2 separate regions of the Mus musculus genome follow, and region 2 is linked to region 1. The links are chromatin loops, found by intact Hi-C in ENCODE. Cell type or tissue: gastrocnemius. All regions are shown on one strand. Each heading gives the region's core, and the rest is flanking DNA. Links, peaks and the distances in the headings are about the cores only.

Evidence for each region. Hi-C counts contacts between places; a loop is a spot of excess contacts. Peaks named below come from ENCODE experiments on the same cell type or tissue, not always from the same donor. Only the 100,000 strongest peaks of a DNase experiment are listed, where the experiment ranks them.
Region 2: it touches region 1 in a loop (2.2-fold over the local background); 2 of 42 quality-filtered maps call a loop at or near these places.

The regions. Positions count from the first base shown.
Region 1 is chr19:60,947,640-60,963,268 of GRCm38, reverse strand. All of the region lies in intron 1 of Grk5 (G protein-coupled receptor kinase 5), which reads right to left. Among named protein-coding and RNA genes, the nearest start is that of Gm22520, 58 kb to the left of the region's middle. In gastrocnemius, for the core only: no CTCF peak of the experiment used is centred there; a DNase peak (open chromatin) is centred at 7,960; H3K27ac peaks cover 231 bases.
Region 2 is chr19:61,013,103-61,028,731 of GRCm38, reverse strand. The region is part of intron 2 of Grk5 (G protein-coupled receptor kinase 5); the gene reads right to left. Gm22520 (a small nucleolar RNA gene) reads left to right here and starts at 15,187; the gene lies at 15,187-15,315. In gastrocnemius, for the core only: no CTCF peak of the experiment used is centred there; a DNase peak (open chromatin) is centred at 6,352; H3K27ac peaks cover 1,510 bases.

The sequences.
Region 1 (15,629 bases), core at 6,057-11,056:
AAGTCCTCTATCATGACAAACACAGCATGTAGAAAGCTGTGAGAAAGAAGACTGCTACATACTCACAGCACAGCTCTGGGTAACCCCACAACACTAAAATAAGAACCAAACAACCTGTGATTGTTCATATTCAATGCCAACCTCATTAGATTTAGAATCACTATGGAAATATGCCTCTTGGGTATGTCTATGAAAGGTTTAACATAAATGTGGGTGGCTAAGACACAGGAGAGACAGGAAAGAACACTATCCCATGGGCTGCGATCTGGGACTAAATAAAAGAGGGAAGCAAACTGACTGCCAGCACTCATCTCTCTCTGCTTTCTGACTGTGGATGCAACGTGAGCAGGTGCCTTGAGTTCTTGCCTTTCCTACCATGATGGCTTGTGCCCTTAAACTGTGAATCAAGACAAACTCTCCTTCCTTAAGTAGCTGCTGGGTATTTTGTCACGACGACAGTAAGAGGAACTAATACATACTCTTAGTCAGTCCGCCCCAGAACCTGTTTTTTAAGTAGAAAGAATTTGGAAAAATGATAGTTTCTGAAAATAAAATCTGCTCCTTTCCCATATTTTCTCATGAAGTTAAAAATACAAGTGTTGGAGGAGGGAGGGGTGTTAAGGTCAGAGGAGGGGTGGGGAAAGCATGCTTTGTGAAAAAAAAACAGCCTTGGCCCCTCATCAGCAAACTCTCTGGGAATGTGACCCAAAAGAAGGCTGGGGGACAGAAAGCCTTGTTTAAAGAAAAGGTCAAGGGAACACCCAAAGTATGGACTAGTAACAAAAACACTGCGGTCTCCTCCCATGACTGGACTTAAGTGTCCGGGAGATGGAGAAGCATAAGCCTGGTGCCTGAAGAGAACCAAGAAGGAGTGGGAGAAACCAGCATGCTGCCTGTGATGAAGGGTGCTTCGTGACCCAGAAAAAGCTATGAGCTGTCTCAGACAGGCAAGAACCCACCATGTCATCAAGGCACTGACACAGTGAGAGGCAGTAGGATGGCTGTCCCCTTTAGGTAGAACCCTGAATGATCCTTGGCCTGGCCCACCTACCTCTCTACAGTACTAAGACAACCTACAATTCAGACCAACTTTGGAGAAGTAGATCATCTATCCATTCAACACATTTATTAAACACTTACTGTTTTCTAAGTTCTGAAACAAATACAGTACAGTAAGCAGACAGACAAATCCGGTATATACAGTGATATTCACATGCTCAGAGCCCCTTCACTTTTTCTTTTCCCTTCCCTACTGTCAACCTTGCTGGCCAACAATGAGTTCTGAGCCATCAGAGGCAGTAGGCAAACCATACCCTTGCCCTACAGGTTTGTAAATTCCAAAGGCAAAAAAAAACAGATCAACACAGCAGATTATAATACCAGCCAGCACTGGAGGAGGCACTCCCATTTGACAACAGTACACAATACTAAGCTCCTAGCACCAGGAGAACACTACAATCCGGAGAAACAAGAAAGGCCCATTCTCACCCAGGAGGACAACCCAATCAAGAGAGAAGACCCAAAACAAAGACCAGAGTGGAGTGCACATAGGAGTGGAACATCTTGCCAAAGTCCCAAACATCTTAAAGATGATATGTCATGTGAACAAAGTCCTGAGAATGGTAAAAACAACAACAATAACAACAAAAATTTCTCCAGAAAGAAAAAGTTACCGATTCCAAGCCAGAGAACACTGGCATTTTTAAAGTGGATCTCTCTAATGGTGTTTCCTTATCCTTAAGTGAAATATATATGTCAAATTACTAGTGAACAGTTGTTGAGGCATTCCCTTCCCTCCATTGTATTACTATTATTTTTATTGTTTTAAATATATTGAAATTGCCATATAAGTGTGCATGTTTTACGGCATGTGACATTTCAATACAGTGAAACAGTATGTAAGGGTCAGATCAAGGACTCAGCACATGCATCATGGCGTTCACTGCCACTTCTATATGTTGTAAACATTCAGAACCATCTCCACTGGCCTTCCTGAAACAATTAATTGTTGTCAAACCACACGTGGTGGCACATACCTGTAACCCCAGCATTTAAGAGGTAGAGAGGCACGAGAATTAGATTCAAGGCCAGTCTTGGCTACATAGAAAGTTCCACACCAGCCTGAGCTACATGAGACCCTATCACCAAAAAACAACACAAAACAAAACAAAACAAAACAAAACAAAACAAAACAAAACGAAGCAGCAAACCACAGTTGACCTATGCAATATCACAGCAGAAGCTATGCCTCCTGCCCAACTGTATCCTGTGCTTTTAGCCTCTCTCCATCACCACAGCCATTTGTAACCAATTTCTGTTCTCTACCTCTGATGAGTTACTTTTGCATCCACATATGAATGAAGTAAACAAAATCAGGTGGCATTATCTTTTACATTATCATCCATGTTGCTGAAAATGGCACAGTTTTATTGTTTTTTATGGTAGGGTAGTACTCCATGGTATGTGGGCCATTTGTCTTTATACACTCATCTTTTGGTGGACACCTAAGTCAATCCAACATCTTGACTACAGTGAATAGTATTGTAATGAACTCTCCTCCTAATTATTCTTCTATTTTTAACTTCATCAATCTATTGTGTCTATTTTGTCCATATTCCCTCATTACCCTTTCTTATGCCCTTCCCACTTATCCTGACCCTCTTCTTGTCAACTAGGAGTTCCCTCCTACTTTCTTTTCTTTTGATATAGATCTTGTGTAGGAATCCACAATTACTGTGTATTCACACTTTCAAGAGTCATGACAATTTTTTAAAAACTCTTGTTTGATTGACTAGTTTATTTATTTATTGTGGGGAGGAGGAGTATCTATGTGTGAGCACACATGCCACGGAGAACTTATGGAAGTCAGAGGACAATTTGTCCTCTTTATTTATGCCAGGTAAGTATTCTACTAAGTCACATGTTCAGCCCCATGAGAGGTTTTTAAATCCTAAAAGACCATCATACCTAGAGTCTATACAACAAATAAACTTGGAATACAGTGAAGCTAGTAAAAATAACTTCCTGAGCTTATGGGGTACTTCTCTGTTACTACTTCCATGTAACTTATCCAAAGAATAAAAACTAGAAACCAGTGGCCCCCTTTTGCAGGTTGATAAGCAGAGATTCTGTCTTGCCTGAGACCCAGTGGAAAACCATGCAGAGAAGCTTGGACTATGACCCCAGCCAGGTCCTGCTGCATGGACTCAATCCCAACCTGCCCAGTTCCAGCTCTGGTCTTCAGTTCCTGCCCTGTGGATTTAGCCATAATCAAATGAATTATTTACAGAATAAAATGTCTGCTGAGACTCTTGTCACTGTGCCACTTCACTTGCATCTGCATCACAGTGCTGGATCGTAGGAGTAATATCCTTGGGCTCAGCCAGCTGTGTGCAGCTGGCTATTTGTCTAGCCAACCATCATTAATGTTAGATCTTCAAATGTAGGCAGGGTGAGCTGTGTTGTAAACCTTTCTCAGACTCCAATGTTTCCAGCAGAAAGATCAAATCACAATGGAATGCATCCTCTGTTCCATATCAGCTCACCTCTCTAGAATCTTGTCTGGCAGGGTCTTGCTAGAGACTGGGTGCAGATTCTCTAGATCTATGTCACAATGAAGGGTGAGGGGGTACCATTCCCCAGGAACTCCAACTACCCATTTACACCCGGAAATGTTTTAGCCAACCCTTTTAACCTTTTTCATTCAGCATTCATTTGTAGAAACACTACACATTGTCCTCCCCATTCCAGCATTTCGAAAAGCCCTAAGAGGCAACCCCCAATGTGACCCTGTGGTTAACGGATAATTTCATCCCCAATATTATCCCATAAGTATGATTCTCTATATCCTCAGCTCTCTGATATCTGAGGTTCCCTTTAACTCCTAAAAACAAGCAATGCCAAGAGTCACTAGTGTGGTACCAGTCAGTGCCAAGGACAATGGGCACGAGCAGCTTGAAAGTCAATAAAAAAAATCAATATTAGCTCAAGATGGTGCTAGAAGTGGAGGTGTTAGAAGTATAGTGCAAGCAGAACAAGTTTAGTATTATTAGCAAGCCCTGGGTTCAATTCTCTGCACATAAAACAAAACCAAAGTACCCACTAGGTTTTGGAAACTTAACAAAAAAAAAAAAAAAACAATGTAAAGTACCTCTTAGTAAGTAGTTCTATATTGATGATGTGTGAAAATGATAATCATCTGCAAACATTAGGTCAAATAAATGCATTATAAAAATGACTTCAGATGTTTCAGCGGGGGGGGGGTATTTTGTTTTAAATATATCTACTAGTGTTTTTTTTTTTTCCATTTCAGAAGAACTTACATCAACTGCTATTAGACAGTGCTGGTCTAGACAGCAGCTAATATAAACTCTGGGATCTGAACTTACACTCCACCTGCAGTCTGGATGCCAGGCAATTTTTACCTTTTAGGTGTAATTTCCTTCCTCATTGGCCCTTGGGGGAGCAAAACACCTTATTGTGAGTAAGGACTGATATCACAGATAGCATAATTGCCACAGTTCTTGGTTTCCATTTTCCAGTGGGCCGTGTCAGGCTCCCTAGTGTCACAGTTATATACTTTGAAACATTTCTTTGGTAGAATCATCACCAACCCAGACGTTGAAGAACCAGGTTCATATCTTAGCTTTGCTATAACCTGTATGACTTGGGCAATCCATGTTAAAACAAGGCTCAGTCCCTTGATGGTTTCCAGATTACATAGAAGCCATTAGCAAAGCATCAGACTCCAGGGCGCATCTGACCTAGTTCTACCATAAGATAAGCCTCCCTGGTAATAGGATTGTTTTGTTTTTTTTAACATTTTTTTTAATTGTGTGGGTATGTGTGTATAAATGCATAGATGCTCACAAAGGCCAGAGGCATTAGGACCACACATACAGACACACATACACACACATGCATGCACGCACACACGCACGCATGCATGCATGCATGCACGTGCATACATACTCTCCAGGAACTGAATTTACAGATAGTTGTAATAATCCTGGGAACTGTATTCAAGACTTCTGCAAGAGCAGTATGCACTCTTATTGCTAAGTCATCTTTCCACCCCATTTAGTTTCATTTTTAAGAATTGTTTTTTAGACAAAGTCTAACTAAGCAACCCATGCTGGTCTCTAACTTATGATCCTCCTGCCTCCACTCCTCAAACTGGATTACAAGTGTGCAATTACCAAACCCAGCTTCAATGGACCTTTGCTGCCTGAGGCTCTATGAGTACATAGCAAGGATGAGGATTCCTGAGATTTGGCAAATCAAAGAACCAACAACTGAAGTCTTGCCAGTACCCCAGGTCCTGAGGAAAGAGGAAAAAAGTAAAAGGGTGGGAAGGGGGAAATGTAAATATTCCATATTATCTCAAAATAGAACTACCTATATCCTATCACAGGTCCACCCTGCTTGGAGCACATTAAGAATTAAGATTTCTTAAATGAGGGTTGGAGAGATGGCTCAGTGGTTAAGAGCACTGATTGCTCTTCCAGAGGTCCTGAGATCAATTCCCAGCAACCACATGGTGGCTCACAACCATCTGTAATGGGATCTGACGCCCTCTTCTGGTGTGTCTGAAGACAGCTACAGTGTGCTCATACACATAAAATAAATCTAGAAAAAAAATTTCTTAAACATACTATCATCACTTTGTAGCTCAGACAAAGTACTTTGTAGCATTTGTTTTAAAAGCTTCAAATTGATACAGGTTACTAGTTTAAAATACTATTCTGGGGGCAGAGGAACCCCTGCCTGGAGCCACTCTGAAGATACCCAGAGGCCCCAGGTGCCACTATGATGGCCAGTAAGTGGTAGAGACTAGAACAAAAAGAAAAAGCAGAAAGGTGTGTGTACAATGAAGAAAGCAGAAACTCAAGGGTAATAAGAAACAGCCTGATGTGGGGCCCCCAACGGAGGAGCTAGAGAAAGTATCCAAGGAGCTAAAGAGATCTGTAACCCTGTAGGTGCAACAACATTATGAACTAACCAGTACCCCGGAGCTCTTGACTCTAGCTGCATATGTATCAAAAGATGGCCTAATCGGCCATCACTGGAAAGAGAGGCCCATTGGTCATGCAAACTTTATATGCCCCAGTACAGGGGAACGCCAGGGCCAAAAAGTGGGAATGGGTGGGTAGGAGAGTGGGGGGAGGGTATGGGGGACTTCTGGGATAGCATTGGAAATGTAATTGAGGAAAATACGTAATAAAAAAAAATTAAAAAAAAAAAAAAAGAAAGAAACAGCCTGATGTGACTGCTACCTGAGGCCATGGTGAGGTCCAGGCTAGTGTTGCCACCTAGGGCCATATCTGGGTCCATGGCCCTGCAACAGCAGGCAGAGGGTGTATTAATGTCTGTGTCCCATGTTATTGCCAAAGGTCAAACAGATATCCCAGGTCTAGACTGCTGCCTCAAGTCATGTTGATGTCCAAGGGCTGTACCGAGTTGACTCCACCCTTTACCTGTGCATAGTGGGAGAGCTGGCTTCAGGGCATGAGAGTGGGTGAGCCAGGCCCTCCCTCCCCCACCAGCTGCATAACTCAGAAGAGCAGGTCCTGCACCTCACCTAAGCAGCACAGTAGAGCTAGCCCTGATGGCAATGAGTGCTGGAGTCCTGGCCCCAAAGGCATAAGCAAAGGAAAGCTGTCAGGCTGAACAACTCAACTACCACCCAGGCCCAGATCCAGGACTTTGAACTGGCCCACTCCACCACCTACTCATGGATAAACTGCTGGAGTATGTGAAGGGGCTGGTCCTCCAGAACCAAAGCTGCAAGATCTCTACAACATAGCAGAACAACAGGATATTCAAGGAGTCCCAGTAAGGATCCAGTATTGATAGTGTAGCAGAAGCCAGAGGCCTTGAACCAGACCAATGACTCACTGCAATGAAAGCAAGAAAAGCTGTTTGGGCAAGCTGTGTGACACACCATGACACACTGTAGCTTCCATAGCAAGAATATTTTGTTTGTTTGTTTGTTTGTTTGTTTTCTTTTGAGGAGGAGGTTGCAAGAGCAGAAGGTAGATATGAAGGGACAGGGAGATGAGTGGGATTGGGGAGGCATGATGTCAAATTCACAAAAAAAAATCAATAAAAAGCTTTTGTTAATACTATATTATTATATCTCTATCCCTGAATTAAAAAAAAAAAAAAAGAAAACTAAAAAGGCCTCAAAACAACAAAAAACTAGGCAGCAAGTCAAACCTCTCCTCATCTTTGAGAGGACCCAAAGTGCATCTCAATTTTACAGAACGCATCCAGGACAACAACCATGCCTCACAAAGTCCTGCTGACTCATAAGAACACAGCTATCAGATGAGACACTCATGTCTCAGAGTCTCCTAGACTCTGACATCACAAAGCCTCCCAGGACCTCTGAAAGACTTTTGGTCTTTACTGTCAACTCCCAAAACTACCCTGAACAGTCTTTCCTACATTAGATGATAGAAATGAACCTAGAGGGAAGAGGACCTCAGTCAGCTCTCACTGGTGAAGTCTATGATTTAGAGACAAGGCCCAACTTTGACTAGCAAAACAATGATCCTGAGGGACAAAGCAGAGTAGGGTAACACTGGAAACAAGAGATAGAGAGATAAGGGCCAAGTCAGGGATGGTCAGGGACTAAGAAGCAAGAACTTTAAAGAGGCCACAATTTCCAGCTTAGGGCAACAAGAGACTCTAATGAAACAACCTACTACTCTCCACTGCATGTCCACAAAGCTCAATGACCAGCTGCTTGCTTCTCCATTAATACCATATGGCGGGAGCATTCAGGCAGGCTTCTCAACCTGCTCCATGGATCAGATGACCTGAATCAAGAGTTACCACAATGGAACGCAGCTTCCAAACAGTCAGGAGCCCAAGGAGGGAGGTGGCCAATTACCACCCCTAGGAATCAAAGCAATCTGCCAACATGGAAGCTTTAGTACACTGACACTTGAGGCCAGACAGATTGCTCCTTGTAAAAAGGATGGCACCATAGGGTATGCTGATAACAAGCAGAGGCTTGCATACAGGTAGCAGTCATTGGTATCACCACAATGAACAGGTGCTCCACACCTGAAGAGCAGGGGACAGGGCCAAAAGCTTAGGGCAGAGACTGCCAACCAATCAGTTAGTAAGGAAAATTGAGGCCAGTGGCCAGACCCAAAAGATGTGCTTGGGAGTGGCAGGGAGAAGCAACTCCTTCCCAAGGAGTCATGAAGACAAGATGTGCTGAGTCCCTCAGAGGGGAGTTAACAAGTGTTGTAAATGAGAGAAATAACCTGACCCAAATGCAGGCAACCTGAGGCCACCGATCAGTTTGAACAGGGCAGAGCCTTGTGATGGGGCCAAATCAAGAGAAGGCCTGAGTATGAGAGGCAGTCTAGAAGTTCCATCCTGGAGGCAAGCAACAGGCACCACATTCTAGAAAGAAAATGGTTGGCCAGCTCCTCAAAACAGATTTCCTCTCCCCTTTCTAGGAAGGCATCCAAGAATATTTGCTTTTATTTTGTTAGAGAAATATATTTAACTGACCTCCTCTAATAACGTAGGCAAACAGGAGTCCTTGGTTTTCTGTCTTAGATGTCTAAGTATGTCAGATAAATATGGAATGGTTATTTAGTAAAAAGAAGCTATAAAAACCAGGAGACATAAAAGCAGAGCTCTGTATGGATTACTAGCCTCTCAGGAAACAAATAGCATTCAAAACAGTTTGCTTTCTTTATAGAAAGGGTCATTCAGTCCACAGCCACCCCAGGCAGAGTAACTGGATTCCCCATACTTTTAGGGATTCATTAGAATAATATTGAGAGTGGTTTTTTGTTTGTTTGAGACAAGGTCTTGCAATGTACCTTTGCCTGGGACTTGCTATCTGGATCGGACTGACCTCCAGCTTAGAGATTTGCCTGCCTCTGCCTCCTAAATGCAGAGACTAAAGATAAGAGCCAGTCCATGAAATATTTTTATTTCCAGAAAATCTGAATGAAAGTTAACAAACTTGCTCTTTCTTTCCCTTTCTCCTTTCCATCCTTTTTAAACGTTAATTTATTCTTTGACAATTTCATATACATATCTAATATATTCTAGTCACACTCATCCTTCACCTTCTTATCTTCCTTCCACCGAGTGCCCCATTACACTTTCATGTCTTTTATTTTGTTTGTCCAAAGAATTGAAAATTAGGACTTTTAAACAAATGCTTATACTCCAGTGTATTCTCATCCTTCCTGAAGCTCCTATGAGAATAGTAAAAGAATAAAACAGAATGTGGGAATGTAATGTAACTCAGTGGTAGAATATTTGCCTTGTATAGATGAGGCTTTTGGTCTGACCCCCAGGATGGACACACACACACACACATGGTAAGGAGTAACCACAAGCTTTTCCATTTTTCTCCTCTGCCTCTTTGTTCCAAGAATAGTGACTCTGAGATTTAATTATTTATTACAATGCTTATGGCCATAAGCTTTGGCTTGTTCTCCGACTAGCCTGTAGCTTATATAACATGTTTATTCTAGTCTATGCCTGCTACATGGCTAGTTACCTCTCCTCAGTTTCATGTGCAGTCTCCTCCAAGCCCAAGGTGAAATCTGAACCTGACTCTTTCCCAGAACTCCTCCCCCATGTCCCCACCCCTCTGTACCAGATCTCCCACCTTTCTAACCCTGCCCCAGCTAATGGGCCATCAGCTTTTTACTGACACTTGATACTTCCACACAGTACATAGAGATTCTCTCCACAGCAGGTTTTGAAGGAATATGTATGACCCTACAAAGGCAGGGAACCAGACAAAAGATAATAGCATACCTGAGCTGTCAGACCCTTTTCTGTACAAAGGTAAACCACTTCTCCAATAGTAAGCATCAGCTTCAGAAAAATACCATAGGTAGCAAAGCCAGCAAGAAAATCCCCACACAGCCACACAGTCTTCCTCTTCTCAAAGGCTACTGTTGGCCTTACCCAAGTGGTTACTGAGCTTGGGGCTCAGAAAGTAGTAGGTAGAATGTTTGCCCAGCATTCAAGAAGACTTGGGCTCAATCCCCAGCACTGCGTACACTAGGCATCTTGGTGCTGAGCCTGAGATAAAACACTATCTTAAAAGATTAATTATACAAATAAAAATCATTGTCATTGTCCTTGGAGTTGCAGCCTTACACTCAACCCAGATGGTACCTGTTCTTATTAGGGGATATGAGAGCCCATTTGTCAAGGGAACAGAGAAACCTAATCCAGTAACTTTATTCCACAGACAAATACCTTTTCAATACACAGCTTATACTATAAGAGGCATGACCCTGTCACCCTGTCATCAATGACAAGTTCCAGAGAACAACCCCACATACAACTGTCAGAATTCTCAGACACTCCATACAACCTTCAGAATGCAGAATCAACAGGTAGAGATAATGGGGCAGTTATTTTAGAAGAAAATGCCAGTAAGTGCCGCACAGAAGCAGGACATGAAAGTAGATGCCTGGAATCTTGCCTGGGTCTCCCTCAAGAGGCCCCTCCTTCAAAATCCATATGCAGCACACATTAAACATCTGTCACTGGTTAGCTCTTTTTTCTTTTTTCTTGTAGAGGTTAGATATCTCAAAGAGCAGTGTGTGGTTTGTATTTCTGTGGCCATGACAGTGGTCTCTAATTCATCTGGACTCTCAATGTGCTCAGCAGGTAAATGTTATAATCTGTCTCCATTCTTGGAAGTAAGTAGACCTAGCCTCCAGTTAACTAGCTGCTAATGGCTAATCAAACTTTTCTTCAAACCAAGCACCCTGGGCTTTTAAATGTGGGCCTTGCTATCTGATAAAACCCATAAGAATTGAAGGGGATGCTGTTTAAAAACAAGAGCTCAGCCACATTCCCACTACTATACAAATTCCAAACCAGCATTGAAAAGCAAGTAGCCAAGGGAGACAAAGCCTGGAGAAATGAGTCCTGTCCTGTAATCAATTATGTTCCATCTACACCTGTTCACTGAGGGTGCCAATGCTGGTTCTTTGGGAAGGTTAGAGAACTAGAGGCTAACACTCTGCCCCAAATATCCACTATATATGGAGTGACCCTCCATACATGAACTTATTCAAAATCCTTTGAGAAAAGCTCTGTGCATCTCCATACTTCACCTCCTAAAACTCCTGACTTGATATACTAAGGCAGACAATAGACTTCGGCAAAGGAACTCCATTTGGAAGGGACTAAGTTTAAATCTCCTTTATATGAGTAACATCAACCATAACCTCCAATATGACCAACCTCAGAACGGATATACGGATATATCTCAAAATTAGTCCTTTTGAACTTGAAATAGAGCCACCACAGCCCCCTTCAAGGAAACCTACACATAAACTTCCCCTCTTCAATTGAGTCTCTCAAATGTAAAGCCACTTCCAGCCTAACTCTGTTTATATTCTGGGCATATATCCCCATATACATGGTAACAAAAAAAAAAAAAGATATCCTAGAAAATACCCTAGAAGATACAAACAAACAAACAAAAATACTTTGAAGGTCATAAAAGAGGGACCATTATATTCCTGTCATTCCCTGCCTCCTCCATGAAGTTCTATCCAGACAGCTTGAGGCCTTCTGATGAGCAGGCCTTCCTGGGTCTATAAATAGGACTACAAAAGACATGCAGAATCTTAAATATGGGACAAGATCACCTGTCTGTAATCAGTCTGCTGTCCCTCTAGATTCTGAGGCATCCAGTGACCTGCTCATCACTGAGGCAGCATTTACCACAGTGATCTGAGTTCATGTTAGCATGGATCAAACACCTCACAGACAATGGTGCAGGTAATTCTCTTAGCTGTCTAGAGAAGAGGGCTCTTATGTCTCAGATTCATGTGTAAGAAATGTCCTAGGAAATTAAGTATCAAGTCTTAGCTCATAAAGATGGAAGGAACCAGAAATGGTGACCCACACCTTGAATTCCAACACTTGGAAAGCAGAGTAGGTCAAAGGCCAGCCTGATCTACAGAGCTTAATAATCCAGGAAAGCCAAAACTACACAAAGAAATCCTATCTCAAAAACAAACAAACAAACAAACAAACAAAGATAGAGCATAAGCTTGTGTGAAAACCCAGGTCTGTCCCATTTGGAATCTGTGCCCTTGGCTATTGCCCTGTTGAACAAGCACAGAGCCCCATGTGAAACATTTGGAACCATTTTGGATGAATGGGACAACAGTACTATATCCATATTGATCAAACCAGTCTATGAGGTTATGCTCAGGTTCCATTCTGGTTAAAGTGGGTCCTCAGGTCAAGTCCTTCCCAGTAAAATCACTGAGACATATGAGGCACACAAACAAAGCTCAACAGATAAAAACAGGCTCATGCCAAATTATTTCCAAAGATTATCTTTGGCTTCACAGCAATTCAAATCACCAAGAATATTTATTAGATAAGCAGCTTCTGAGTACTAACTAGGACTCAGACCTAAACTCTTGAAAGTCAAATCCAGGGTTTAGAAGCTGTAATTCATCATAACCTAGGACTGAAGCATCTTTTCCCCCCTGGCTAATCGCAAGCTCGTCACCCCATTGCTGCTGCAGCTGGCAACAGAAGCCCTTACACCCAGCTCAGGACTCATGGTATGAGTCACCAACAAAGCTCTAGACTATCCAAGGTCTTCAAGTTCAAGGAATAAATGACTCAGTGTAGCTGCCTGTGGAAGGCTCCAGATTTCTCCTTGTCAAGTATACAGATCTGTATATGTTAAATGTCTGTTTACTAAAGCAAAACAAAAAAGCCAGAGCAGGCAAACAAAATCTGTAGGAAACACATTGTCTCAGACATCTCTGGGGTCTGCATACAATAGAAGAAAAAAGGCCTTAGAGTTTTGTACAAGAAACTACCCCGGAGTTCCCAAACCTACAGACCATACTGTATCTCAGGGCAGAAAGGATGAAAGCCTGCAGGACACTGTGCAAGTGCCTGCTGGAGCTCCAGGCTTCAATTGACCAGTGCCCTAAAGGGCGTGGAGGATGTAGCTGTACATGTGTGGACAGGGTGGGGTTTCCTGCAAATACTCCATCCCTCTCACCCTGGCGCCTTCCCAGATCCTTAGTGCTATCTGACTCTGATGGTGTAGCTTACGGAAATGACTGTCTACGGTTTAGGTGGGTCTTATTATTATTATTAACAAAGATAATATTATGACTAATAATAACACTGGTGACATTTCAAGGGATTTTGCCCTCTCCTTCATCCTGGTTCTCTTGAGGTACAAGAGTTTGAATTCCACAGTTGTGCTCCACTGGAGGCTCAATATGACAGTTCACTCAAATACAGATGTAATTTCCAGAGATTTCTTAAAGAGCTCAAGGGGCTTTTCTTTCCTCCTCCTCCTCCTCCTCCTCCTCCTCTTCCTCCTCCTCTTCTTCTTCTTCTTAACTATGCCAATCACACCACTATTTAAGCTGCTGGATGGAAAGGCCTATTGTTTTACTTAAGCCACCCTTAACCTCACACTTGCCCCAAGAAACTGCTGAAATCTCTTAAGAGACTTAGCCAACTCACATATCAGAATACCTGGCATTTGAAGATCTTCACTAAAGAAGGCTGTGGGCAGTGTGAAGTAAGATACAATCAGCAGCAAATAACCCAGCTTATTTGATAATTGGGGAATTAGTGGGAAGATATACCATGTGGAATTGAGTATTAGACCAGAAGGCAGAATAAAGAGGCTGGGATACTCAGAAAGCCAGTGTAAAAGTCCTGAAAGGGAATGTTTGTGTCAACCCCTGCAGGTCAGTAAGCAATCAAATGACAAGGGGGTGGGGGTGGTTTGAGTACATTCAAAGATCTCAAAGGCTAATGGCAGAACAGAGAAGCCAGGAGGCTAGCCTAAGGGAGGCTGACCTAGGGCAGCAGGTAGTCAATAATCCAGGCTAGGGCAAGAGATCTAGAGAGCAGAATTGGCAGTTCCTGCTAGCCTGACAGCTTCTCCAGAAGTAAAAGCAAAATGCCATCTGAACAGGGCTAGCCCATGGGAAGCCTCTAGAACAGCAGCTCATGACAAAGCTGAAAACACGTGTCACTACCCCACCTCAGGAATCAGGGCTCAGGATGCTCTCAGGAAACCACTTCCCTGGGGACCATGGCTCTGGCCACCCACCTGCACCCATTCTTCCCTCCCACAGGAAACTGCACCACCATTGTTTGTTGTTCTGTAAAGCCACTCTAATTGTGAGAGAAGAGGCCACATGCATTAACACCTCAATAATGGGAAGCATGTGTCAAGTCATCTAATTTCCTGCAAAAACTCCCCCTATGATGGAACAAATACTGCTGACAAAAAATACCTGGTGGCATACAGGGGTGCAGGACAAGCATAAAAGACTATAAGGAAGAAAGACTGAGAGAATGCCACATATCTTTGCTACCATGAGACATCCCCATGGGTCTAAAACTTTGCAAGGTCTCAGAGAGGCCATTCAACTGTAATCAGTACTAGCAACAAGTAAGTAAGGAAATAAATAAATAAATAAATAAATAAATAAATAAATAAATAAATTCAGTTTCTCCCTCAGGTCTGCAAAATCAAGTCAGCTTTGAATAAAAATGAGGCAACTGTAATCAGTACTAGCAACAAGTAAGTAAGGAAATAAATAAATAAATAAATAAATAAATAAATAAATAAATAAATAAATAAATAAATTCAGTTTCTCCCTCAGGTCTGCAAAATCAAGTCAGCTTTGAATAAAAATGAGGATATGACCACTCCTAGGTATGGCTGAGGGAAATGTTTTTATTATAGATATGAGAAAGAGAATAGTCTGAGGCATCCAGAAGACTAAAACTGAACATGGCCAGTAGAACAGACTGGCCATGAGAAGAGAGAAGTGGATGAGTGAGAGAGGAAGAGAAAAAAAAAGAGGGAGACAAAAGACCAAGAAGGTAGAGAATCAAGAAAGAGTGTGTCCAAAATGGCTAGATTATATAGGAATAAGAAGTTGAGGGAAGGGCAGAAGAGATGGCTCAGCAGTTAAGAGCACTGACTGTTTTTCCGAAGGTCCTGAGTTCAAATCCCAGAAACCACACGATGGCTCACAACCATCAGTACAGCTACAGTGAACTCATATACATAAAATAAATAAATACATCTTTAAAAAAAAAAGAGCTGAGGGAAGGAAGGTAAGCAAAGCTCAGGGGCTGGAGAGGTTTAGGGTAGGGGGCAGAGGTGAAGCGTGTTGAAAGGAGCCAGGACTCTATAACAGGTATTTTCAGAACCAGTATCTGTATCTCAGTGAGTCATTTGTCCCCAGTTTCTTCGGGACCACATTCTATGAAATAGCACCTCAGGTTTTTTTGTTTTTGTTTTTTTTTTGTTTTTTGTTTTTTGTTTTTGTTTTTTTTGATGTTGGTTTTGTTGGTTTGTCTTAGGGACAAGGTCTTTTTAGCCCACATAGGCTTCTGGTGATTTGAATGGAAATGGCCCACATATGCTCACAGGGAGTGGCAGAATTGAGAAGTGTGACCTTGTTGGAGGAAGTGTGTCACTGGAAGTTAAGTGGGCTTTGGGGTTTCAGAAGCCCAAGCCAGACCTGGTTGCTCCATTCGTGCTTGCTGCCTGCTGATCTGGATGTAGAACTCTCAGCTACTTCCAGCACCATTTCTGCGTG
Region 2 (15,629 bases), core at 4,193-9,192, 67 kb before region 1:
AGTTCCCAGTGTGGCAAGACTAATGTGAAGGGCAGATAGTCCCTGCAAAGTCTAGTGATAATGAAGCTGGAGACATGAGGAGGAGCTATGCAGGGTGGCCTGCGGGTAGACCCTCTTTGATCTTGCAGCAATGCTGACTGTGCTCACAATCAGGTTTTCAGTGTTTCCTGGGAAGTGTCAAGAGGGCAGAAGACAATCTGTAAAGCTGTACATACCAGGAACATGCACACTGCATATGCAAAACACACACACGCACACCCCAACTCTTATAAAACCTGAATCCTTGCCTTGGGTCATGGTGCATGACTCAAGCATTCTGACTTTGTTATTTTGCTTCATTTATTCACCCATTAAACTCTCTTCTAAGGAGTCTTGCTTCTTGGTATTAGAAAGTTCTTTAAAGATCACTTCTTGAATTCAGGATAGAGTATGTAACCACTATGGGGTGTCACAGAGTAGACAGAGGAATGTACTTTTAAGTAAAGAAAGTACAAGGTGTTTGGGGATAGGGGCCAAGGCATAAAGGAACAAGTGTCAGCAACGTTTGTTAAGTGGCAGGAGGATTTTACCTGGTGATAAGTAAGAGTCTCAATACCTATGTTCAAACACACAGTACAGCAAGCCTCTTCTTTCCCTGTCTTCCCAGGTCAGGCTGATATTTGCCAAGATGTCAACGAACTGAAGGCAAAACAGGGCCAAATGCAATGTCCTCAGATCTTTGCTTTAGCAATATTCAGGTGCCTGATCTGGGCCTCTCACAAGTCCAAGACACCAAAGTACTGGCTAGAAGCAGTCTCACCTGTCATCACTCCATGAAATCATGGGCTTGAGTTTCTAGGCCTTTCTAGGCCTCAGTTCCTCATCTACAAAATAAAGGCATCAGAATGATCAGCTGCTGAGTCCCTTCACAGACTGGAGCCCTTCTTGACTCTTGACTGCCAGTTTCACAAATGATTAGAGGTCTCAAGATAGCTTCCAAGACCAATACTAAAAGCTCACTTTTACCCAGGATTCCAAAGCTCTGCTTTTGTCCACTCATGGTGACAATGCCTAGTCTGGTGTATTCCTCCCTGAATCTAAGGCAAAGGTTGGTAAAATTTTGTGAAGACTAGTAGTAAATATCTTAGCTTTTGAAGGCTGTATGATTTGGGTCATAGTTATTCAACAACGCAGTTGTAATGAAAAGTCCTCCTGACACTGTATGAATTGTCTATGAGAATTCTGTATCTCATAAAATATTTATTTATAAAGCAGGTGGAGTGCCACCATTTGATCACATGTTAATCTCTGTTTTCACCTCCATCCCCTTTGCAATGTAATGTGATGCTGACCTGATTCCTCTGTCACCTGAACATATGACCAATAGAAAAGGAAAGCAGACTTGAGTCAGAAAAGTCAAATCCATTCCAGGTGGAACCCAGTCCCTTTCCAGAGTCCAGTGACCCCTGGACATATATCAATATACACATGAAAAACCATGAGATGTCACATTCTGCAATCAAAAACCACTTAACACTGAAGCCAGACAAACAGACATCAAGAGCAAACACAGCATGGATAAACCCAAGCAGCATTGTGTGGGTCCAAGATCTGGAAGGAAAAGCTACATGCACAGTTGATCCCGAAAGTCTCAAACTCAAAAAAGTCAAATTCCACAGTGACCAAAATCAGAACAATAGTGGGAGATCAGGGAATTCATGACAGAGGCACATGAAGGAAGTCGAGTATGATGAAAATGTCCTATGCTATGACTCTGGTGATTGCACAGCTGTTTATAAAAAGTCATTTAATTATATACTTGAAATTGATGACTACACTGCAGTCAAGCAGTAACATTTCAATAAAGATAACCAAAGGATGGCACATGTCTCTCTCTCCCTCTCCCTCTCCCTCTCCCTCTCCCTCTCCCTCTCCCTCTCCCTCTCCCTCTCCCTCCTCTCTCTCTCTCTCTCTCTCTCTCTCTCTCTCTCTCTCTCTCTCTCTCTCTCTCTCTCTCTCTCTCTCCTCCCTCCCTCCCTCCCTCCCTCCCTCCCTCCCTCTCTCTCTCTCTCTCTCTCTCTCTCTCTCTCTCTCTCTCTCTCTCTCTCTCTCTCTCTCTCTCTCTCTCTCTCTGGAAGGCAGTGGCTGGGGGGAAGCATTGGAGATTGGGATCATGCTATCAGACTGCCCAGTGACAGCAACAGGCAATTTACAGGGTCAATACTTTAGACAGAACAAAACTTAAATATCTGGGGCTAGCAAGAATGCCCAGCAAGAAACTCTGAACTCTTCTAACTCTTAAGTGTACATACATACAAACAGAGACAGATACACATTTTGGTAACTAACTCCTGCTGGCAGCAGAAGAGTATTAACTAACAATTAATTGTTAGAGTTCCTTTCTCTATTGCCCAGGAGACTCACCTCTCACTAGCCAGGTGAGAGGGAGGCCTGAAGCAATTAAATCTTTGTGAATCAGGAAAAGAAAGTCATGCTCACAGAAAAAAAAATAACTTCTACACAGGCAATATGCACAAACACACACACACACACACACACACACACACACACACACACACACACATATATACACACATATATACACACACACACACACACACACACACACACACACACACATGTCAGGCCCAACCACCTGTCTCATCTACACCACAAATATTCATGCATACTTACATACACACCTATACTTGCAAATGCATATGTGTGTGTGTGTGTGTGTGTGTGTGTGTGTGTGTGTGTGTATTTGGTAGATGGAACAAAAGCCCACACAAGCAAGTTTCACTGTGCAAGCAACAGCAAAGAAAGAACTTACTCATACTGGATGAAAAATAAGTTCCAACTTTTATTGCTTAGAGAAAGAAAAAAAGCTACCTTTTGGTTGAGAAAGAAAAAAAAAAAACCCAAAAAACCCTATCCTTGTTAGTAAGAAGAAACTTGCTGTCAATAAAAAAAATCTGTCTCGGGGCTGGAGAGATGGCTCAGTGGTTAAGAGCACTGACTGCTCTTCCAGAGGTCCTGAGTTCAATTCCCAGCAACCACATGGTGGCTCAAAAAACCATCTGTAATGGGATCCGATGCCCTCTTCTGGTGTGTCTGAGGAGAGCAATGGTGTACTCATATGCATAAAATGAATAAATAAATCTTTAAAAAAAAATCTGTCTCATGGTAAGAAGAAGCCTGCCTGCTCTGTCTGTCTTTGCTCTGCTCCTATTCTGATTCTCTTCTGCTTCTGCTCGTATTGTCATCGTTCCTAGTTCTTGTACTTTTTTAGGATACATGATCACATGGTATTCCAAGCCTCTTTTTTCAAAAGTTCACAGCAAGTTCAAACATAAATTCAAATCATAAATTGAATATGAAGTTCCAACAGAAATGTTTACATGTGTTTCCATTAAGACTATTTATCTAACTAAACATTCATTATCTGCCACTAGCTCCTCAGGTTCATTAAGAGTTTGAAACAATAATTCTTATGTCTAAGTTAGCACAGTTTTGTCAAGAGGCAAATTATCAGCTTAGTGTCTCATTAGTATTGAAGTTTTGTATAGATAAATCTAGTCAATATTTTATCTTTTGTCCTTGCACATACAATAAATGTTTCATTCCCACTTGACAACCTTAATTTATCAATAGCTTCACATTCAGCCTATAAGGAATGTTTTCCCTGATCAAAAATCTGTTTCAACCCTGCTTTCTACCTTAGTGCAATTAACACTTGACATATGAAAGTTTATAGAGCCCTAATTGCAGCCTTCATACTTAGGGGGCTCAAAATTACTTGTATAAATTTACTAAACTTATACTATCATTATTAGGAGTTAAGAAATCTTCTATTGATTTCAATGTGGGAACAAGAAGCAGGGGGCAGAAGCCACAGAGAAAAAAATGCATCCATCATCAGTACTGCCTTAGGTGCCAGTGCAGCTGCTGCCTTAGCACCTGGGAAGGATTCCCTACCACAGGATAGTGTGCTGGGAGAGGAGCTGGGAGGTTCCTTTGTGTGGTGATGACTGTTCAAACAATGGAGGGGGCAGAGCAAAGAGAAGAGGCTAAGGAATAAAACAGATTTCCCTACTTTAAAAAAGAAAGAAAGAACTCATCTATTTGTCTACATAGCATTACTACACTACAGTACATCTTCGTTGATCTACAAAAAATGTGCAGTAGGGTGGGCTAGTGCCCAGAAATTTTTATATTAATTTAATAATGACAGGAAAGGCATATCAGTTGCAAGAATCAATCTTGAGATGAGGATTCTGAAAGCCTTGTAATTCAAAATTATGCAGACCATGCAATATGATGTGTCTTCTCCAGAATGACACTTGTATGACTTTAGCCTTTCCTAAATGGCTCCTGACACAAGCTTGTTTCTTCAGCCATAAAATGAGAAAGTCCTAACTATGGACTCACTCGAGGGCTCCAAGCAGGGACATGTCTGCATCATCCAGGAACTAGAGTTCCCCAGGCTCCTTCAGATGAACTGGATCTAAAATTTCCAGGTGGGATCCAGATCTGTGTTTGAGCATACTGTCCCAGTTTGGAACAGTTCCCCTCTTCTAAGGGGACATTCCTAAATTTCTAGCCCATCACGGATGGACACACATATATAAACTCACACCACTAGCAAGCCTGTTAATACCTGACTGCCTAGAATGAACTGGCTGTGAGGAATAAAGCATGTCTACAGTTACCAAGATTAGAAGCAGCAAAATTATCTGTGCTTCTGAAAGGAACCATTTGGTCTTTTTCAGAAAGATCTATCTGGTTTGATTTTTTGTTTGTTTGCTTATTTGTTGAGACATGATTTCTCTGTGTTGCCCTGGCTGTCCCGGACCTTACTCTGTAGATCAGACTGGCCTCCAACTCAGAGATCCACCTGCCTCTACCTCCTGAGTGCTAGGATTAAAGGTGTTCACCACCATATTAGAGTTTCTTCTCTCGCAATCTTAAGGGCTTAGCAATACATTAACCCAAAGCTGCTGGTGCCTAGTTTGTAGTTATAAAATGAAACAACAACAACAAAGAATGAAGGTGCAGTCACAGCAAGTTGAGCGAGCAGTGTCCCATATAACAACCAACGTCTATATCCAGCCATATCCAAAGCCATAGGTTTTATTCCTGTTTTTTTTGTGTTTGTTTGTTTGTTTGTTACATGAACCAACAGATTCCCTTTTACCCTTAAGCTCATTTGTTTTAAATTTCAGTTTATTACAACAAAAATAGGCTGACTAATAAGCCTTTCAGCCCTGAACAGTATTTGGATGACTGAAAATGAAAGCCTATGCACAATTAAGCACTGCTTCCCCTTCCACTCAAAGCTGGATCTGCACAGAGATTCTAGAAAGTATGTTTTCACTGATGATTAGTACACCATCTTGGAAATAGCCAAACATCCTACCCTTCTTGCATCCCAGAGGCAGACGGGGCTGCATGACTGGGCAAGAACTCCTACAGAGCTCATGATGTTGGGATCTGAGTCCTACCTGTATCCTTCGGCTCAGCGTATGGATATCCTCAGCTGGGTGTGGATTTTGCCAAATCTATATCATGGCTGTCTTTCACAGCAGGTGGTTACAATTTATAGTAGTGTATAGAGACCACAATGCCTGAGATATCCCCTCTATATAACAGGATTACCCAACTACCCACAGAAATAATGCTAACAGTCAGCAAGTGGCTCTGGGTAATGAGTTTGTCTTGGGTAAATCCCATTCCAGAGGCTCAGCTGCCCCATGAACTGCTGACACTAACACATAAGAGCACCCCACCCAGTCCCAGCATATGGTCTGTCTTGTGTGAATAGCAGCCAGGATGACAGATGATAGAAATGAAGGCTTTTATTGCATTGAAGTCTCTGAAAGGTAAGTAAATAGAACCAATGTAAAAAGGCTTGACACCCTGACAACGGGCTCTCAAGCTGAGTTGCTTTTCTGTCCTTGAGCCACTGGATTCAAGCTCTGGGAGGGCTTGGATCTATTACCAGCTTTCCCTTGCATGGAGACCCTCACTCTGAATGAAGCCACATGTCTCTCAATAGCTCATGCCTGCGGTTAAGAAGTTAATTCCTTTAAGACTCAGAAACAGTAATGATATTGATAGTGAAGATAAATAAATGTTGTCATTGTTTTCATTCTTTCCCAGTTACGTGAAATGGGAACATACTTTCTTAATTAAGACTCTGTGGTATGTGGGCACTTAGTGGGCAAGCAGATCTCCCCAACAGAAGGCCAGAACACAGACACAGAGGACACCAGAGCTCCCCTCTGATATCCACAAGACCTGAGTTCAACACTGACCACCCAATACCCACCCCGCCCCCTGGGGCTTTTGGAGTCTTGGCCGCAATCCTTCTATAGCAAACATGGAACATCCATGGGTGGCAGTGTAGGGAGGGGTGACCATGACTGGAACCTGCTTAGGACTGTTTTCATTGTTGCCCCAGGCACTCCTTGAACTTGAGCCAAGGAAAATGTAGGTTCCATTTCAGGAATAAGAACAAGAATGAAATGTGGCTTCCTGAGGAAATGGAAATGCTAACACCGGAGCCCTCTGAAATGAAACCACATGTTATAGTAAACTGGGGGTGGAGATGGGGAGGCCCCCAAAAAGGATTCCTGCTGCCATTTCTCCACCAGATAGATACCCATGTCATTGTACTCTATTTAACTGTATTTCCCTGAAACACCAGGTTATTGGCAAGGAAACAAGTTCTTCATGGTCCCTAAGACAATATAGGAAACCCATGTGGAGACTGAATTAAAGTCCACAAGCCTCCATTCTGCCACATTCCAGATCTGATACAATAAACAGAGAAGGTGATTTGAAATCAACTTTCTCTCAAATGTTCCTGCCAAAGCTGGAAAAAGCAGTCTGGCTTTTGCTCTGAGGAAAAATAGTCTGTGACGTTAGAGAGGAGTGATAGCGTCCTGAGTAAGGGCAGTTCCTCACAGTCTGCCCCCTGGAAGGAGCAGGAAAAGGGAAACATTTGGTATTTAGTTAGCAACAGCTGAGCTGGTTCTGATTACTTCAAGAATGATGTTGTATATGAATAAAAATGACATATGGCACATTACACAAACACACCCTCACCAAATGCCATCTTCCTGTGCCTCTTTCCCCCCTCATTCTGGTCTCTAGTTTTACCAGTGCCTTGTGCTTGTCACATATCTTGGGAATATCATAAATAGAAAGCCCAGGTTTTACACAGTTGGTGGCACTTAGAGAAGTCACATGTCAAAGCCATTTTTTTTTTTTTTTTTTGGAGCCCAGGTTGCCAGTAGGAGGGAAAGAAGAGTGCATGCCTGTAGCTTTGAAGAAAGAAGATTTAGGTTCCATGGGTTGCAGGGGCAGGGTGCTTTTGGGTGACCCTCAAAGTGCATCAGAAAGGTATCTGGAAGTCCAGGAAGGGGCTAAGGCTGAGATTGTCAGAGTGTGGAGATATGGTATTCATACTATGGCCCCCTACAAAGTACCCTAACCTCAGTCAGGCAATGACCTCCTTCTCATTCCTAAAGTACAAAAAGCAGATATAGTCTCACAGTAGGAATGGAATGAAGAACTAGTAAATTAAGGGGTAGGGTGAGGGAGATGGGAGGACCAGTTAGGGGAGAAGGACCCAGAATCCTAGGAAGAGCTGGAGACAGAGTCAGGAACTGGGTTCCAGGTCTGACTCTAACTTACCAATTCTAAAAGGAGAGGAAGCACTGGACTTGAACTGCTCTCATCTGCTCCAAAGCATCTCTGTGACTGAAAACCTCACTTCTGCACACTACTCAGAGGACATGATACCCTGCAGCAGAAAAGTCACCTGGAATATCAGTGCTGCTGCTTCTGAATGCTGGGAGCAAGTAGGAAACATAAATGCAAACCCTATGCTCGCTTCTATTTTAATAAACTTTCACAAATTTTAAATTTTACAAATGTTGAAATTTTCACAAATGAAGAGCCTGGAAAGCAAAGATCTGTGACTGTCAGTCATCCAGTTTTGTGCAGGGGGTAAAAAAACGGGTGGTGCTCAGAACTCTGTTTTACTTCGCAAGCGAGGCAGAACTTCCCAGTGATCTAAGTCCAGGCCTGCCACAGAGCAACCAAGGACAGCCTGGCTTAGAGTAAATGATGCTCTCCATGCTGGGGCCCTGCTGCAACCATCCTAGGGATGCCATCCCTTTACTCGGGCATTCTTTCACTTGGTTGTTTATTTGTTTGTTTTCTCTCAGACCTGTAAAGTTTTAGGAGAGTCACTATCCAGGCCACTCCCAGACAGACTATATCAACACTGGGGTAGAATGGATGTTTTGTGGAAGTTTACCAGGTGGTTCCAACACTAAATTCCCTATAAGGTCTGGCTCACTACTGTGTACCTACGGCAGCACTTGGCCCAAGCAGCAGAATGGGTGTATGCACAAAAATAATGAGCTATGGAGCAGCAAACTAATGGAAGCAACAATGCTACTTCCAAATCTCAGGCCATTCCCTGGACATCCCTCTATGGTCAACATACTGGAAATGAGGATCACCCAAAAGCACTAGGTGATAGTTAATTGTTAGTAATATGCCTCCCATTCAACAGCAACAAAGGAAGACCAGATGACTTGCTAGACTCTCAGTACCAATCAGAGCTACAGAATCCCCAACTCTGACCAGGTATCCCTGCTTCTTCCTGGACCACTGGCCAGGGTATAGTAAGGCTAACAGCTATGCAGCCAAATGTAGCTTGAGAAGTGAATTCCTGGGAAGGTGTAGTAATAATAGTCTCCCCAAAGTCCTAATGTCTCTAGGTTAGCAATTTCTTAGTCCTCACATGATTTCCTTCAACATGATTCCCAATGAAAAATTCAGTCTTAGCCTGTGTATTCATGGCAGGCATTTCACCAATCAGTACCCAAGACTCTTTCTCAACCTGGTGCAAAGACACCAGTCTTAGCAGGAAACTCAATCTGCTCTTCAGTTCTCATTCTTGGTATGCAGAGAAAAAAATACAGAAGGACCCTCCTCTATTTCTTCCTCCAAGCCATCATGGGTTTGACCCGTTGGAATATAACCCTGATCTTTGGTATAGTTTGGCAAATATCAAACTACATCAAATCCTTCTTTCAAGCCTTCCACCTGTGATTAGCCTGGCTTTAGTCTAATGAGGAGTTGTAAATGCTAAAGAGGGAAATAGAGGTGTGCTCACAGGCATAAGAGTTTACCCAATGTCTGTTTCAGATAGAGATCAGAGGAAGACGGTGTTTTACCAGGATCTAGTACAGGGGAGCAGGTATCTAGACTTAGATATTGCTTAGAGATGTCACCTGTTGATGTTGGGACTGTGTGTGCATAAGCAAGTACATGTGTGTATGTAATGTATGTGTGAGAGTACACATACATGTGAATGAGCATGTGTGTGAAATCCAGAAGCCAATGCTGGGTTTCTTCCTCAATCACTGTCCACTGTATTTTCTAATACATTCTCATTGAACTTGGAGCTCACCAATTCACCTAGACTGGCCAACCAGAAAGCTCCAGGGGTCCATCTAGTTCTGCCTCCTCAATGTCTCCTTGGTGTCAGGAATAGGGACATGTACTAATGCATCTAGCCTCCTGCATGGGTGCTGGAGATCTAAATTCAGATCCTCATGCTTGTATTGATGAAGCCACCTCTTCAGTCTCTGTTGTCAGAATTTAAATAAAGATTTTTTGTCAGAGCTACTTTTAGGAAAGAGAAAGGTTTAGGTCAGACAGTGGCCTTCCTATTTTGCTACCAGGTATATAAAATAATGATAATAAAATAAAACTGAAGCAATAGTAGGTAACAAAAACAGAGCTACTTTGCTGTATGTTAAATACCATCCTAGACACCACATACTTGTCTCGTGTAGCCTTCAGTTGTCTATGGGAAGATACTGTCTTAGATAAGGTTTCCATTGCTGTAAAGAGATACCATGACCAAGGCAACTCTAATTGGGGCTGGCTTACTGGTTTTGAGGTTCAGTCCATTATCATCATGGTACCGTCCAGGCAGGCATGGTACTAGAGGAGCCAAGAGTTTTACATCTTGACCAGAAAGCAGCTAAGAGAAGACTGGCTCTTTCAAGCAGCTAGGAGAAGGTCTCAAAGCCCATCCCCACAGTGACACTTTCTCCAACAAAGCCAAACCTACTCCAAGAAGGCCACACCTCCTAATAGTACCACCCCCTGGGCAAAACCACCACAGGTACTATAACCACTCTGTATTTCAGATGCTTGAAAATAAAGCCCTAATCAGAGTCAGCATAAGGTTAAGGAGCCAGCAAGAGGCAGTGCTGGGGTTTGACCATAGTTTTTGCTGACTACAGATCTAGCCTGCATTTCTTAGCTTCTTGAAATCCACAGTAACAACAGACAAGGACCCGAATCTAAAAAGTAGGTGATATTATGTCAATGCCACCAGGTGACAACGTTCATAGGGAATAAGAGGTACCCAAGAATGATAGTTAATATGTCAAACTACAGGATCTAGAATCACCTAGGAGACAAAGCTCTGAGTATACCTGTGAGAGAATCTCTGGATTAGGTTAGGCTCTTAGCATGTCTGTGTGGAACTGTCTACATTCACTGTGGGCAACACTATTCTATGGGTTGAGGTCCAGTACTGAATTAAAAGGAGAAAGTGAGCTGAATAGGAACATTTCATTTCTCCACTTCCTTTTTTCAGATTCAACGTAACCAGCTGCCTCAAGCTCTTGCAAGCCATGCCTTCCCCATCATCATAACTTGTACCCTCAAATATGTGTCAAGATAAATCCTTTCTCCTTTAAGTTGCTTTTGTCAGGGTATAATTATCATAGCAACAGGAAAAGTAACTAAGACACTAAGTAATCCAGATATCTGTGGGTCCATTTAGGTCTAGACTGCCTCTGCCCCATCTGCAGTCATCCTCCAGAAGATGAGGTCTGGAAAAACATGACTGCCCAGGACTAGCTGTCAAATAGGTACCTACATGCACTTGCCAGTCCAGCTAAGAGATTGAGTTGGGATGCCCTCCTAGTCTTGTCACAGAAAGTGGGAACTGACTTCAGCTTCCTGACTTCTGCATCATGTACCACACAGGATTGTGCAACTCACATTTTGTCTCATGCCTTTGGCTACTGTTCTAAGAAGCAGCCTTGCCTCCTTAGTTAAGCTGTAAGTCCTCTCTGTCTTACTATCTTTTACCTATAGTGTTTGGGACAGTCTAGATTCTTATGAAATCACCAATAAATTATACAAATAATAAGAATGATTAAAAATGTAAAAGCCCTGAGAACTTGTCCAAACAAATCTGGTGTTCCTTCAAGTCCCAAGTGCCCAAAGGAGAGACTTTAAGCCAACAGGACAGGAATATAAACAGGGTTAGTCTGCCTCAGAGTCAGCAGAGGACTAGAATGCTTCACTTCTCAAACATCCAGGAACCTAGAACAGAGCCAGACACAGAGCCATGAGAAATGACTCTTGCTGGTCCAGTAAATGAACAGATTAGGACCTAATAATATAGGGCCAGACACTTATATGGTTTGAGACAGGAGATTTCTATGAGTTCAAGGACAATCTGGGTTACATAGTGAGTTTCAGGTGCAGTAAGAGCTAAAGTTCTAACTGAGTTGGTACTTGTCTAATACAAACAAGGCCCTGGGTTTGATTCACAATAACATATGTACAGGTATGTTGATACACATCTGTAATTCTAACACTTTAGGAATAGAAATAGGAAATCAGAAGTTAAAGGTCATCTTTGGCTACATGCCTAGGCTTTTGAGGCCAGTCTGAGCTACATAAAACCCAAGGCAGTAATAGCTAGCAGAATGGATGCATGTGAATATTGCAATTCCAAATTTCTCCCTATGCTAGGCCAGGCTGTGTTCAGCGTTAAAAGAAACAAAGTCCCTTCCATGTGAGCAACAGATGAGTAAGTCCTTTACTAAAACTTCAGGACCCTAGGCTGTCAACATGATTCAGAGTGTAAAGATGCCTGCCACCAATTCCAACAACCTTGAGTTCCAGGATCCACATAGAACTTACTACTGCATGTTTCCCTCTAATCTCACATTTGCAGAATGGCATATACAAATCCCAACCCATAAATAAAATGTAATTTTAAATTTTGAAAAGAAAAAAAAAGCATTCAAAGGGTCTGAAGAGATCACTCAGCACTTAAGGGCACTTGTTGCTCTTGCAGAGAACATAGGTTTGGTTCCCAGCACACAAATGGAAGACTACAACCACTCTAGCTCCAGGGGATTCAGCTGCTTCTTCTGATCTTTGCAGGGACCAGGCATATACACAGTGCACTGTATGCATAAAGGCAAAATTCTTATAAGATAAAAAAATCTTTATTTTACAAAATAGAATTTTTTTTTCTTTTATGTATATGCTAGAAATTGAACCTGAGTTCTCTGGAAGAACAGCCAGAGCTATTAACAGCTGAGCCATCTCTCCAGCCCCCACCCCCCAAATAAATAAATAAATCTTTTTTTTTTTAATTCCAAAATCCTCACTAAAGGACCCCACCAAGTCTGGTTCAAGGACCCTACTGGAGGCCATTCTAGCCTCCTTCCTCATACCTGACACTTTGAACACCACAAGGCAGAGCTGCTCTGTCAGCCCAGAAGCCTGTAATGGATGCCATACAGGTGTCTTATATAAATCTTCAAGGGCCTTCTCTGCATGGAGCCAAGTAGACACTTTAATCATCAGGGCAAAGAAAACAAAATGCCTCATGAATTTTCATTTTTATCTCAGTAAAAGAGCACAATCAATTTGTCAGCATGCAGTACCACTTCTTGCCAAATACCACTTATTTTAGATTAAAGCTTTCTCGGCTATACAAACTGAATAGACTCAGGCAGAACCCCAAACACATGCTTCTCTTTGCCTCTTCCCGTTTTAAGAGTTCCCACATCTCATAACTGTCTAGACCCCATCAGCTTCCTCAGAGCTGGTACACTGCTCCCATATTCTGCTCCTTTCTTCCCGTTGGTAGCCTTGAAACAGATATTTACCTGATGGGAAACCTAAAAGAAATCTTCCCAGGTGACTTAAAATGAGTGATACCTGGGAAAAGGAAAAAAGTTACTGGGCTGATCAAAACCACAATTTTGGTGAAATCCTTGTTTCTAACTGGTCTTGAAATGTAACCCACTATGGCTGTTTGTCACTGAAAATTTCCATACTGGAACTATCCATGTTTCTTGGTTTTCCTTCTAAGCAATTAATTGGAAAAGGGATATGCTCAGGAAAATATAATAATAAAGGTAAATTCAGAACTTCTCAAAAATCACTTTGTCACATTGGAAAGCTCCCCAGGAAGTCCTCATAAGCCTAGGTTCTGAAAGGCTGGACTGTGCCTATGCTTTGTACTGAGCAAGGACCCCCTAGGGTTGGTGACTGGTGCTCACCAGGGCAGCACAGCCTAAGTCACTGCCTCTAGGAGAGAAAATATTCTCTAAGTATCCATTTCCTCCCAAAAGCAGCACCCAAATCTCCAACTTGAAAGCACAATTTACATACAAGGTTCAAAGTTAGGGTCAGGGCAGAAGAACCAACAGGTCATTCTCACCTCTAGGCTCAATCTAAGAAGTTGCAGATCTCCACCTCAGAAGGAATTTTTCTGGATGTACTTCATGCTGGTTGTTAATTGCCTCAGTTTCTACCCCATCATATAGGCATTCTCACTTCTTCAGTTCGTTTGGCTGGGGGTGACTTCCCCCATCCCTTTGTGTATAAGTGTGCACAGGTGTGTATGCATAGTTATACTTGTGAGTGCATGCACGTGGAGAGCAGAGGTCAACTTTAGGTATTCTTCAGGAATTGTCCCCTTTATTTTAGTTTTTAAATTTTTATACATTATTTGTTGTGTGTGTGTCTGTGTGTCTGTGTGTCTGTGTGTCTGTGTGTGTATGTATGTCGGGAGGGTGGTTGCACACTGGCACAGTGTGTACGTGCAGATCAGGAAAATGATTATTTTTTGAGACAGCATCTTTCATGGGAACCAGGGTCTAGGCAGCAAGCCCCAGAGATCCACTTGTCTCTACCTCTCCAGTTCTAGGATTACAAGCATGTACCATTACATCCAACTTGTTACAGGGGTACTCAGAATCAAACTCAAGTCTTCATGATTGGTCTCTTTAAAGCCAATCCACTTTGTGCTCTACATGGTATTAGACATGGTGATTAGGCATTAGTGATTTAAGCAGAAACAACTACCATCCCTGACCAAAGCGCTCTAAGCTTTTCCCTGATGGTGACCAGTTTTAGGTCAGGAATGAGATAGTAGAGAGCCAGGAGCAGGAAAACACTAGTAAATCATCTACAGTCTTATGTAGGCCCTTTCCTTTTCTCCAACTCCCACAGTGCATAATACAAACAAGGTGGGGTCATCTTGGACCATATCAATAAAGACAACATCCTACAAGCTGTTAACTAAATGATAAATAAATAGAGGCTAAAATTTTAATAATCAAAGATAAGAGTTTCCATAAAAATCCTAGCCCTCACAGTACATTGTTCCTCACGAGAGAAGTAGTTTCTCATTGAAGTTAGTTTATCAGTTTTAGTGGATGGGGAGGAGGAGTGTCTTTGTTATAGCAACTGAACCTACATTGTCTGACACACTGTGTACTAAATGTATGGCCGCCACCACAAAGATTTATTTTCTGGGACCTAAATGGATCTCAGAAGTATGGATCAACATATTCAGCATACTGCCTGGCATATGGCAGATTCTCTGTCAATACCATTTATCTATTATAAGCACTAGACATTCTTGCCATATTTCTTTTATTTACTACCTTCATCAACTGCCCATAAGGGGTTAACTGAAACAGAGGGTTCACCTGCTTATATCCACTAAATCTAAACAATTTCGGATGTTGCTTTGTCAGGAAATGCAAGCCCCAGGTGTTGCTTCAAATGCAGTGCACCCACTGACTTCTTTCAACTTGACCTATAATAGTGCATCAAGGCCTCATTCCTCTCATGGTGCAAATAAAAGACTGAGGAATTAAGGTCTTCAAATATCTAAAAGCACATGTTTACCTCAAGATGGTAGAGGAAGGAGGGCCACTGCCAAGTTCTAGATCACCCTGGTGTGTGTGTGTGTGTGTGTGTGTGTGTGTGTGTGTGTGTGTGTAACTTTCTAGGTTAGCCAGGATTTCATAGTAAGAATCTGCCTTAACAAATAAATGAAAGCAGCATATTTCCAAGGATATAGCTTGTTGTGGCTATGGTATCTCCGACTTCATGCCAGGGTAATTGGAAAGACTTTAACAGGAGAGATCAACACAGTGCCTGCAGCTGCCAATTGTTTTTCCTATATGTGTAGGGACTGGGGATCTACGACAAGTGTTTTGTCCCTGGGAACATACAGAGTTTTCATTCTGTAGCTTATATCTAAGGTCCCTTGAAGAGTCTGAGGGACCAGACTTACTCTGCTCATTAAACAAAGAGCTATAGAACCAGTGAATGGACCAAATCATCTATGATTTGGTCTACAGTTGGAAACACAAGAGAAGAAACAGAATGGGCAGCAAGAGAACAGCTCTGAAAGCAGAAATTTTGGATAATGCTTTATAACTTACATACATGTAATTGGATCAATTAAAACTTTTTAGAAAAAAAGAAATGAAGGGCAA